2 separate regions of the Homo sapiens genome follow, and region 1 is linked to region 2. Evidence: chromatin loops called from intact Hi-C (ENCODE). Cell type or tissue: CD14-positive monocyte. All regions are shown on one strand. Links, peaks and the distances in the headings refer to the core of each region. The heading gives the core; the rest is flanking DNA. Region 1 has its middle 29 kb from the start of LINC03002. Region 2 overlaps CT69 (cancer/testis associated transcript 69).

Region 1 (5,385 bases), core at 217-5,216, 58 kb before region 2:
CTGTCCCCCATCTTTATTTCTAATTTGCATCTAGCTTTAATTTTTAAGGGTTATAAAGGTTTAGACAGCATCGTATTTTTTTATTCCAAGCTTCATTATGGATGTGAAAAGAGCTGAAGTTTATTATTTGTTTAATGCCAAGATACTAACTAATTTTCCACTAAACTCCATGGACAATTTGGTTCTTATGCTTTTTGACTAATTTATCTTTGTTTGTAAATGCAGCTATGTAGAAAGACTTCTCTGGATAAAATATTAATCAATCTAAATAGAACCATTCGGCATATAGTATATTACTCAATTTATAATCTGGAATTAGCACCACAATGATTCATGCACTGTAATATCCACTACTGTACTCCCTCCTACACACTGAAAAGCTTTATATTTTGGGAAGAATTTGCCTTAATAACCACCACAGTGGGATTTTGCCCTCATTTCCTGTGTATTTATTCTGGGTGGTGTTTGCAAGATGATGAGGATCTATTTTGGTGGGGTTCTTTTCCTCGAGGAGGAAGTAAGAGCACTGCGCCTGTCTCCAGCTCCATGACTGCTAGACAGATCAGACTGGGGCTCTGCCAGCCAGGCTCCAGGAAGGCTTCTCCCTTCTGATGGAACAACCAAACAATTGTTACTATTTACATGGCCCAAATGGAGAAGTATTCTTAGAACAATAAGAAAAGGGAAAGTCAGCCACCAGCAGGAAAGAAGGCCTTTAAGCAACATCAAACTCAGAATGTGACTGTCCTTTCAATGTAAACAGTTTGCACAGCACTTCTCTAAATAACAATACAAGGAGTGCTGGCCATGTGCAGGGCCCCTACATACACTATTATTTCTAATTCCATAACAGCCGGAGCAGATGTGTATTAACCCAATTGGACATCCGTGAAGACACCAAGGCCCAGAGAGATCATAAGAACCTATAGAAGTTTCCATGACTGGTGGATGTGACAGTCAAGCCGCAGTTTGTATAATACACAGCCATAATCTTATCTACCACTTTTAAAAATTAAACATAGATGAAATGTTTACAGTTCTTTGTGAGTGAATCTATAATTTTGCTTAAAAAAAGCACAAGGCAGTGCTGAGGGCTCCATTAACAGTTTGAAATATATTCTTTGTCTTCTGAGTTTCTCTGAATATTACAGAGGCAATGGGAACTTGAGGGAAATTTGCTCACTGCTGTGTGTGACAGCATACCAGCTTCCTTTATCACATAAAAAAGGATTCCCCTGGATCTCGCTCATTCTGCAAACAATGCACAGGGCGAACTCTTATTCTGCTTACAGTAACTTTAAATTTTGAAGGCAAGTGTGTAAATTAAGGATCTAAGCCAGGTGTGATGGAGCGCACCTGTGGTCCCCACTACTCAGAAAGCTGAGGTGGGAGGATCATCTGAGCCGGGGAGGTCTAGGCTGCAGTGAGCTGTGATTGCACCACTGCACTCCAGCCTGGGTGACAGAGCAAGACCCTGTTTAAACAAAAAAAAAAAAGAAAAAGAGGAAGAAGAAGAAGAAGGCGATTAAACATCTACATTAACATGATCATCATACTAAGTTTCAGTAGAGCTTGGGTTATCCACTGCATGAGCATGAGTGTGACGTGCGATGTATGCATCTGAAAAATCATTCTCTATCACTAAATATTTGGTCTCTTTTCCATTAGCATTTAACTTTTCATTGATTGGTTCTATTAAATGCTAGATCAATGAAGCAATTCTTTACCTTAATTGCATGTCATTTAAAATAGGTGAGAGAAGAAAATAATGACTCTACAAGTGAGATGTCCATTGGATTGGTTTTGAATATGTAATCATGTATGAGAACAAGTCAATAATTATTGACTTAAGGACTATAATGGACCATGAAAAGTTACTAGTTTTCTAGTTGTTTCTAGGTGTGATGATGCAAATAATTTTTTAGTTTTCTATTAACTTTTTCTTAGGTTTTCCAGGGCCCAGCCTGGGCCTACTCTATGCTTAGGTAGAGTATAGAGTACTATACTAAGGTACACTAAGATGTTTATTATTTGAAGCTCTCCTTCTCACTGCCCAGCATGCCAATCTCATTTCAAGGTTTCCTGTTGTCAGGTTCTCCTGTATTGGCCTGCCACCAGCCACAGGAATATCCAGCATGCACACAAGAGAGGACCTCATGCTCCCACGAGCTTCTGTTGATAACACTTTCATAGATAGGGTCACAATTCATTAGTTTCCATCACAGAAAGCAGGATTCTGGGCAAATCAGTCAGAAGACAAGTATGCTGTAAAGTTAGGATGACAAGAGTGGGGGTCTGGCATCTGGAACTCTGTTCAGGGCACCCAACATGAGGAAGATGAATTAGAATGGAAGAAGAATGCTATGAACTACATTGTGTTATCCCCTCCCCCAAAAATTAATATGCTGAATCTCTTCCACTCAATGTGATTGTGTCTGGAGATGGAGTCTCTGGGGAGGTTAGGTTTAGATGAGATCTTGAGGGCCCTCGTGATGGATTAGTGGTTATAGGAAGAGACACCAGAGAGCCTGCTTCCTCTCTCTTGCGGTCATGTGAGGACACAGCAAGAAATTGGCTGTCTGAAAGCCAGGAAGAGAGCCCTCACTGGGGAACTGAATCAGATGGCACCTTGACCTTGGACTTCCCAGCTTCCAAAACTGGGAGAAATAAATTTCTGTTGTTTAAGCCACCCAGTCTATGGTGTTTTGTTAATGGCAGCCTAAGCCGACTAATATAAAGAATGGTAAGAAGGGAAGCATTAAAAGAGAAATCTTCTCCAAAAGGGAGGTAGAGGGTTTCCTCATCCCTTTGCCTAAGGTCACCTGAAGCTTACACTGTGTTAAAATGATCAATCTATAGGACACCAGGCCTTAAGATGGCTGCCATGCCTGCAGTCTTTTCCAGAGAGAAACACTGTATTCACAGCCCCTGCTGAGGAAGATCTCTAGGAAGTCCTTTTTTTTTTTTTTTTTTTTTTTTTTTTTTTGAGGCAGGGTCTCACTCTGTCACCCAGGCTGCTGCACAATGTCGTGATCATGGCTCACTGCCTCCCAGGCTCAAACCGTCCTCCCACTTCGGCCTCCCAAGTAACTGGGACCACAGGCGTGTACCACCATGCCCTGCTAAAGTTTTTGGTTTTTTAAGTAGAGACGGGGTTTCGCCATATTGCCCATGTTGTTCACAAACTTGTGAGCTCAAAGCAATCATCCCACCTCTGCCTCCCAATCTAGGAAGTTCTTTAAGTGTAGGTGGACATGTTTTGCTCCACATCAGTCTGCCACCCACAGACAGCTGGACTAAGGTTCATACCTAACCCAAAGGCAGCTAAACTAGTCAGACCAACAGCCTGTGAGGTGGTCTGACGCCAGAAGCTCTGCCCTTTATGAATCATGGTGATTAAGTTGACCAACCCAATCCTCTCTCTTGAGACTTCAAAGTTACCTAGTAAAAATGAGCTATATGGTAGCAGAAGAATATAGGCACACAGAGAGATGCGAAGGCAGACAGAATACTCAAGAAGCTGGAAAGGGAACAACCAGTCATTAGAACTGTGTGGAATCCTGAATCACTTTTCAGAACATAAATTGAGTTCTAGTCTCCATGGGAAGCTACGGTTTTGTGATTCCTTGTTGTGAGCCTTTTTCTGGACTCTGGTTTAGATTGTAAGCTTTAGAAGAGGAAATCTAGTACAAAATTCTTTCTTACTTTATTTCCACAGGTGTTATTCCACAGGGCATAACACTCTGGCTTCATCTCTTGAGGTAGCATGAGTAAGTCTCTTTCCAGCAAACAAAAAGGCCACATAAACGATGATCTAAAATAGCTTATCTGTATATCTGTATGTTTTTTTCTATATAAGATGTTAGGTTACATAAAAGTTTAGGAAGTGGGACTTAATAGGTTGTCTTGGAACTTTTCTAGCTTAAGCTCCAATAATAAGAAAAGTAGAAAATAAGTATTCCTACATTTTTAAGGAGATATGCTAGACAACTCTATGTAAGAAAAATAATAATTTCTGTTACATGAATGAATTAATGAAATACCTGAAAAGAAATAAATTTCAAGTGTTTGCAGAAATATCTGAGAAGGAATTTCAAGAGTTTGTAGTATTTCAATTTTTTTTCTAGTTTTTATTTTCTCTGCTTCCTAATTTTTGATTTTTATTTCCCCTTAGTAAAAAGTAGCCATTCTCAAAATGTGGTCTGCAGACCCTTAAAAGTCCCCAGGATCCTTTCAGAAGGTCTGAGAGGTGAAAAGTATTTTCATATAGTATACGTTCCTTTTTTCATTGTTCGACATTTTCACTGAGGTTGGTAAAAAGGTAATGGTGGGTGCCTTGCTCTGACTCAAAACAGTGGCACCTAACTATAGTAGTTAGTCATTGCACCACCTATTCATATTTGAAAAAAAAAAAAAGGCTAGCTTCACTGAAGAATGTCCTAGATGAAGCAATAAAAATTTTATTACATCTCGATCTTTAAAATAATGTTCTTGTGGTATAATGAGGAGTACTGTATTAGTCCATTCTTTCATTACTATAAAGACATACCTGAGACTGGGAAATTTTTAAAGAAAAGAGGTTTAATAAATTTAATTGGCTCATGGTTCTGCAGGCTGTACAGGAAGCATGATGCTGGCATCTGCTCTGCTTGGGAGGCCTCAGGAAATTTACAGTCATGGCACCACGCAAGGCAAAGGTGGGGCAGGCGCGTCACATGGCCAGAGCAGGAGCGAGAGAGCAAGGGGGGAGGTGCTACATATTTTTAAATGAACAGACCTCACAAGAACTCACTATTGTGAGGACAGTACCAAGAGGATGGTGCTAAACCATTCATGAGAAACCTCCTCCATGATCCAATCACCTCCCACCAGGCCCCACCTCTAACACTGGGGATTACATTTCAATATGAGATTTGGGCAGGGACACACATCCAAACTATGTCAAGTACACAGAAAGCCCCTCTGCTGCCTACTGAAGTACGGTGGTTGTCTCAAGGAAAAGCACTTATGCAACTGAGTGGTGGGCTGAACCAGCCACTTTTTTCATGAAATACTATTTTTATTTGAAAGAACAACTGACAGAAAACTGTAGTTCTTCAAACATTGGTATTGACAGACATTTTTTTAAAAAATGAACAAAGTGGGTCTGTCATTTTAAAAAAAGATTTGGCAGTATTTGTTGGGAATAATGAAATCTGAGCTTTCAAGTGAAAATTAGAATTTGGAAAACTTGTAGCTGCCATAACGAACTTGACAGCTTTGAAAACTTCAACACTTTTTTGTTGTTGTTCTGGTGAGATCGGTGATGATATTAACAGATGTGATTTTTGATATTGCATAGTGACATAGATCAACATTAACAAGATCTGCATATCTTATGGAACC
Region 2 (5,385 bases), core at 112-5,111:
AGAGAGAGGCTCTTAATCAAATTTCTTACCTAATATAGAAATGTCTTGAATGCATTCCTGAAAGACAACAATCCAGTAGGAATGTTAATTCTTTTCATTATACAAAATGCCTTATGTCACTGAATATTTCTTATGTCAGACAATTATAACTACTATAGTCCTTCAGCCACGAAACAGTCAATTATTGACACTACTTCTGGCAGCTGGAGCAACTCAGATTATAAATGCTAGTTCCTCTGCAGACTTCCCAAGACTTGTTGACCTAAAACCTTGCCTTATCCAGTTAGGGGGTTGTTGAAAATAATAAAGCCAAAGACCGTGCAATGCTCCTTATCATCTCTAGACAAAATATCTCTTGGAATGCATAGCCTGCCTTGTCTTACATGATAAAGCATCCCAGACTAAATTTATATTTCACATGGATGGAAGTAGTGCATTTTCCATTAGGAAATGGAACAGTAAGGATGGATTGTTCTCAGGTACCCACATCCAGGGACACTATCCAAGAAGCCACACAAAACACGTTTTAAACAGACAATATTCCTTTTCTCCTTGTAGGGTGCTTAGCAGAATCCTCAGCTCACAAGATGAATAAATGCAGACTAAATGATGCACAAATAATCTTCACACACAACCATCAACACATGGAAAGACTGCAGGACGGCCAGATCCCAAGCTAACAAACAGGTAAAATTTGCATAATTAGGTCTTCAGGTGTCTTTAGTTATGAAATGTGTCTGATTCACTTGGTGATTCTGGGCGTCTTAAGCTGGGTCTGTTAGAAGCCAACCTGGCTCACGTTCTGCCAATCCGCTGGGTGTTTGCTGTGCTGGGTATCATTAACCAACCAGTTTGATAGGAGTGCTTTGTTTTCTGCACTGATGAAATTTGTTTTCTGAGCTGCCTGAACAAACAGGTTATTTAAGCCATTGTGTGGAGAAGGTTGGAGGTGGTTTTTAGAGAAGACAGATCTCTCTTCCAAGGAAGGATTATTATGTGGTTGCAGTAAGAGATGAGAAATTATTCTCTTGATGTCCACATGTCATTGAGGCCACAGCAGGACAGGGAGGCAACCCTTCATATTGATGTGAATGGTGGAGTGTAACTCATCCAACCAGTTTCCCCTGAGGAATTTCTCAGCCAAACAATTCCTAACCTCTCTCCTCCCTTATGTATCCCTAATAGATTGGAGTGGGGGAGGGGTGGCGCTGACACTGAAACCTTCAGTGCTTGTTAGGAACACATCTAAAATATTTTATTTGAGGGCAGTAAAATGAAGAAACCAGGTTGCCTGGTGGGAAAACCATCAGCTTTTGAATCATCAAATTTTGAATCAAATCCCAGCTCTGCCAGCATTAGCTTCATAACCTTAGACCCTCTCTGCATCTCAATCATCAACTGTAAAGACTGCTGTGAAGTTTAATAAGACACCTAGAATAGTGTCTAGTGGTGTCCAAAGTGTGGCCTGGCCTAGGACCAGTATCTGCATCACCTGGAAACTTCTTAGAATTGCAAATTCCCAGTCCCATCACAGACCTAATGAATTAAACTGGGATGGAGAGAAGGTAGCAGCAACCTGGTTTTAACAAGCCATCCAGGTGATTCTGATTCACAAGAAAATTTAAGAACCCCTGGCCGGGTTTACAAAAGTCCCTCAATAAATGGCAGCTGTTCTATCATATTAGTGTAGTGTTTTACAGCTTACTGATTTGCTTTTTCATTCACACTACCATCTACTTTGCTCAGGTTTACATTCCCTTTGACCCAGTAATTCCACTTTGCAGAATTTTCCTAAGGAAATAATTAGAGATGTTCAGAAAGATTTATATGAAGAATTAATCATGCACGTGAAAATTTAGAAACTAATGTCAAATGAACAATATGAAACTGGTTTAATAAATTATGGCACACCTATATGATGGAACACAGTGCAGCATTTTAAAAGCATATTGTAGATCAGTGTATGTCAGAGCAAGCTCTGAGAATCACCTCCATCAGAATCTTCTGGGGTGCTTCTTCAAAAGGCAGATATCAGATTTATGAGTCATCATCTGCGGTTATGAATGAGGATCTCTGCGAGTGAGAGACTTCAGAATCTTTATTTCCCACATGCTCCCAGGTGAGTGGTATGCACCCAAAAGTTTTCAAATAATGTTTTAGATTAATAATAATATATGGAAGATATTCATGGTGTATTATTGAGTGAATGAAAGTGTGTTTTAAAGCAATATTTACAATATCTCAATAACATATGCACCATAGCCGTATATGTAAAAAGACCAAACTACATATGCTAAAATGCTAAGTAATTATTTCTGGACAGTAAGATGGCAATTCTGGTGATTTGTTTTCTTCTGTTCTCGATGTTTTGCATTTTCTGTAATGTATAGCTTTTCCATGAGAAAAGTAAAACCACATAATAGTGCATGTGTCATTAAACTATGGAGTGGGAGCTTCACATTTTATTAATTTTTTTAAATTTTTGATTTCAGTAGAGATGAAGTCTCACTAGGTTGTTCTCAAACTCCTGGCCTCAAGGGATCAATCCCAAAGTGCTGGGATTACAGGCGTGAGCCACCATGCCTGGACTGCTTGAGGAGTGAAGGCTAAGATAAATCCAGAATTAAGCTGTGTATTAGTCTGTTTTCACACTGCTATAGAGAACTGCCAGAGACTGGGTAACTTATAAAGGAAAAAAGTTTAATTGACCCACAATTCTGCGTAGCTGGGAAGGCCTCAGGAAACTGACAATCATGGCAGAAGGGGAAACAAGCCTGTCTTACATGGTGGTAGGCAACAGAGAGCATGTGAGAGTGCAGGAAAAACTATCATTTATAAAACCACCAGATCTCGTGAGAATTCACTCACTATCATGAGAACAGCATGGGGGATACTACCCCCATAATCCAATCACTTCCTTCCCTCAACACGTGGGGATTACAATTCAAGATGAGATTTGGGTGGGGACACAAAGTCTAACCATATCAGGCTGTAAACAAGTCCTCCTCACCTCTGCCCAGGGGATGCTGAGGCAGTCAGCCATTCATTAGGCAATGCAGGTGACTGGGCATGCTGCTGACCCCATCTGTAGTCCCTGGATAATCACTGGGGGCAGAAAGAAAGGAAATCAGAGCACTATTGACCTGGCACAGAAGTTATGGAGCCTTCTGTGGACTTCTTTTATAACAGGAGAGTTGCCCATCTTTCATGGGTGAATCCCCTTAAAATGCATAACAATTTAATCTTGGAGTTTGTGTTTTGTAAGTGAAGTCCAGAAGGACAATGGAACAGGGGGTGAGGAGCTTCCTCATCCACTCTCATTATCTCCCACCCCTCCACTCTCTGCTCCCCAACCCCCTTCCAGTGACTACAGCCATTTGGGCAGGCAGGGGCCTGGGCCTGCAGGGGGCGTGGAAGCTGGGTGCACACACCCCATGCACCAAGTGGCTGGGCAGGCCTGAGCTACCTGAGACCATCTGCACTCACCCTGTGAATACCCCTGTATCAAAGAGAGCATGAAATTAAATAGCAAGTAAGAGACCCCATGACAGGCCAAAAGAGAAAGAAAGGAAATCTTCCACACCTCCCCCCCACCACCACCCCTGCTTTTTGAAGGGACTTTGAGGGTTTTTTGTGTGTGTGTTTTCACTTGGGCTCTGCAAATTAAGGTAGCAGTCCAGATGAGGACTTAGGGATCGATGCACACATATCAAAGAAATGAAAAGAGGGCTTATTGGAAGAGGTTCCTCCCTTGGTAATCATTTCTGGTCTGTCTGAGAAAACTAATGTACTCCAGAAGGGTGTATCCCTGAAGGCACTACAATGTAGAATAAATTGTGTGGTTAAGTCAGGAGTATTTTCTCAGAAGGGTGTCTCTAGTGATTATAGACCAGGACACAGCCCTACTTAATTATATGCAGTATAAATAATCATTCTAAATAGTCTTTTCATATATACATGAAAGAGTATTTCATATGTGTGTATATACACATATATATGAAGCCAGGACTAATTAGAGAAAGTATCAGGAGTGTGACAGACAAGTTCTTCAGCTTTTGTTAAACAAGATTGAGGGGGAAAACATAATTATCAAAAAGAGCTGAGTTCACCTTTCTTTCTAGAAATTATCTTTCCAATAGCTTTCTCTTGTTCTCACTTTGAGAAAAGAGTTAAAAATAAAAATGAAAATAATGAATTTCGCTTTGTAGAAAGCACACTCCAGCACTTTGTTCATTAGCATCTGGAAAGTCCAGGGCACTCATGCACAAACAAATTACAATGCAAATGCTTATTAATGAAAAATCTACAATATGCATGTTTATAAAAATCAATTACACTTCACACCAATTTCTAAATTACTCCCACAGAGTTAAAAACCATTTTAAGTTTCTAATAAATAAAAACTCAATTTTACTGCTCCGTGGAAGTGAGAACAATTCATTAAACTCCTGAGTCCTGCTGGTTGTCTTGGTGAGGGCCAAAGAGAGTTTAGTAATTACTCACATGTGGAAAAACGGGTGTGTATGTGTTTGAAGGAGGCCTCTTTTGGACCCAAACCTTGGCCTGGTTTCCCCAAATCTCATGGACTTCTTGTCTTACTCTAACAAGAGAATTAGCCAGGGTCCTCTTTCCTATTTAGTATAGATACAGATATTAATAAAATGTGTCCAGTTGCAAAGAAAATGGTGTAGATTAAGGAGCTGGCTTAAGGCATAGCTCTGCTTCCTCTCAGGGTTAAGACACAGCTCCGTGGCTGGATCTGGCTGAAAGACTGGTGGAATAAGATTTCCAGACAGTTCTTCCCTTGGACCCAGGCAAATGGTATCCTAGCCTGAGGTGCCTGCTTTTGTTTTAAGAGGAGAGAGACCCATGAAGCCAAAGAGACATGCCCACCTGGAACCAAGGCACCCCCTTCTAGTCCTTGCTTTGGGTACCTTGAACTCTGAACTTTCTCTCCCAAATACCCTAGCCCTTCCACAGCCTGTGTGGGCTACTCTTCAAGTCACAGCATTACAGCTGTTAACTGCACTCCTAACCTGAGAAAGTCCAAAAGGCAACTCTTTGCAGGCTCCCGGGTTGCAGCTGCAATGTTCACATACACATGAGTGTGCATGGGGGTCAAGTTGCAGGACTGAGCAGCAGCTAAGAACATAAAAGGGGCAAACTATGAGTTGGAAGGGTGGAGGCCTCCATCTGTATTCTTGCACCGGCTGCAAATGTCAGAGATGGATCTGCTGCCAGGAGACCACATGTGCAAGGGCCTGAGTAACCTCCTAGGCAGAAAACATCTTAAAGGAAGAGGGAATGAAGGGATGATTGTGAGGGCAGCATAGGGTTTACCCCTTAAATTTCTCATTCATAATGATGTGAAACTCAGCCCACTTG

Evidence for each region. Hi-C counts contacts between places; a loop is a spot of excess contacts. Peaks named below come from ENCODE experiments on the same cell type or tissue, not always from the same donor. Only the 100,000 strongest peaks of a DNase experiment are listed, where the experiment ranks them.
Region 1: it touches region 2 in a loop (2.6-fold over the local background); 3 of 110 quality-filtered maps call a loop at or near these places.

The regions. Positions count from the first base shown.
Region 1 is chr6:134,508,295-134,513,679 of GRCh38, reverse strand. No RefSeq gene overlaps it. Among named protein-coding and RNA genes, the nearest start is that of LINC03002, 29 kb to the left of the region's middle. In CD14-positive monocyte, for the core only: no CTCF peak of the experiment used is centred there; a DNase peak (open chromatin) is centred at 2,549; H3K4me3 peaks cover 567 bases; H3K27ac peaks cover 1,882 bases.
Region 2 is chr6:134,449,755-134,455,139 of GRCh38, reverse strand. It overlaps CT69 (cancer/testis associated transcript 69), which reads left to right. Exons shown (of 5, transcript NR_125852.1): 3 at 559-687. All of the region lies in intron 1 of LINC01010 (long intergenic non-protein coding RNA 1010), which reads right to left. Among named protein-coding and RNA genes, the nearest start is that of LINC01010, 15 kb to the right of the region's middle. In CD14-positive monocyte, for the core only: no CTCF peak of the experiment used is centred there; no DNase peak of the experiment used is centred there.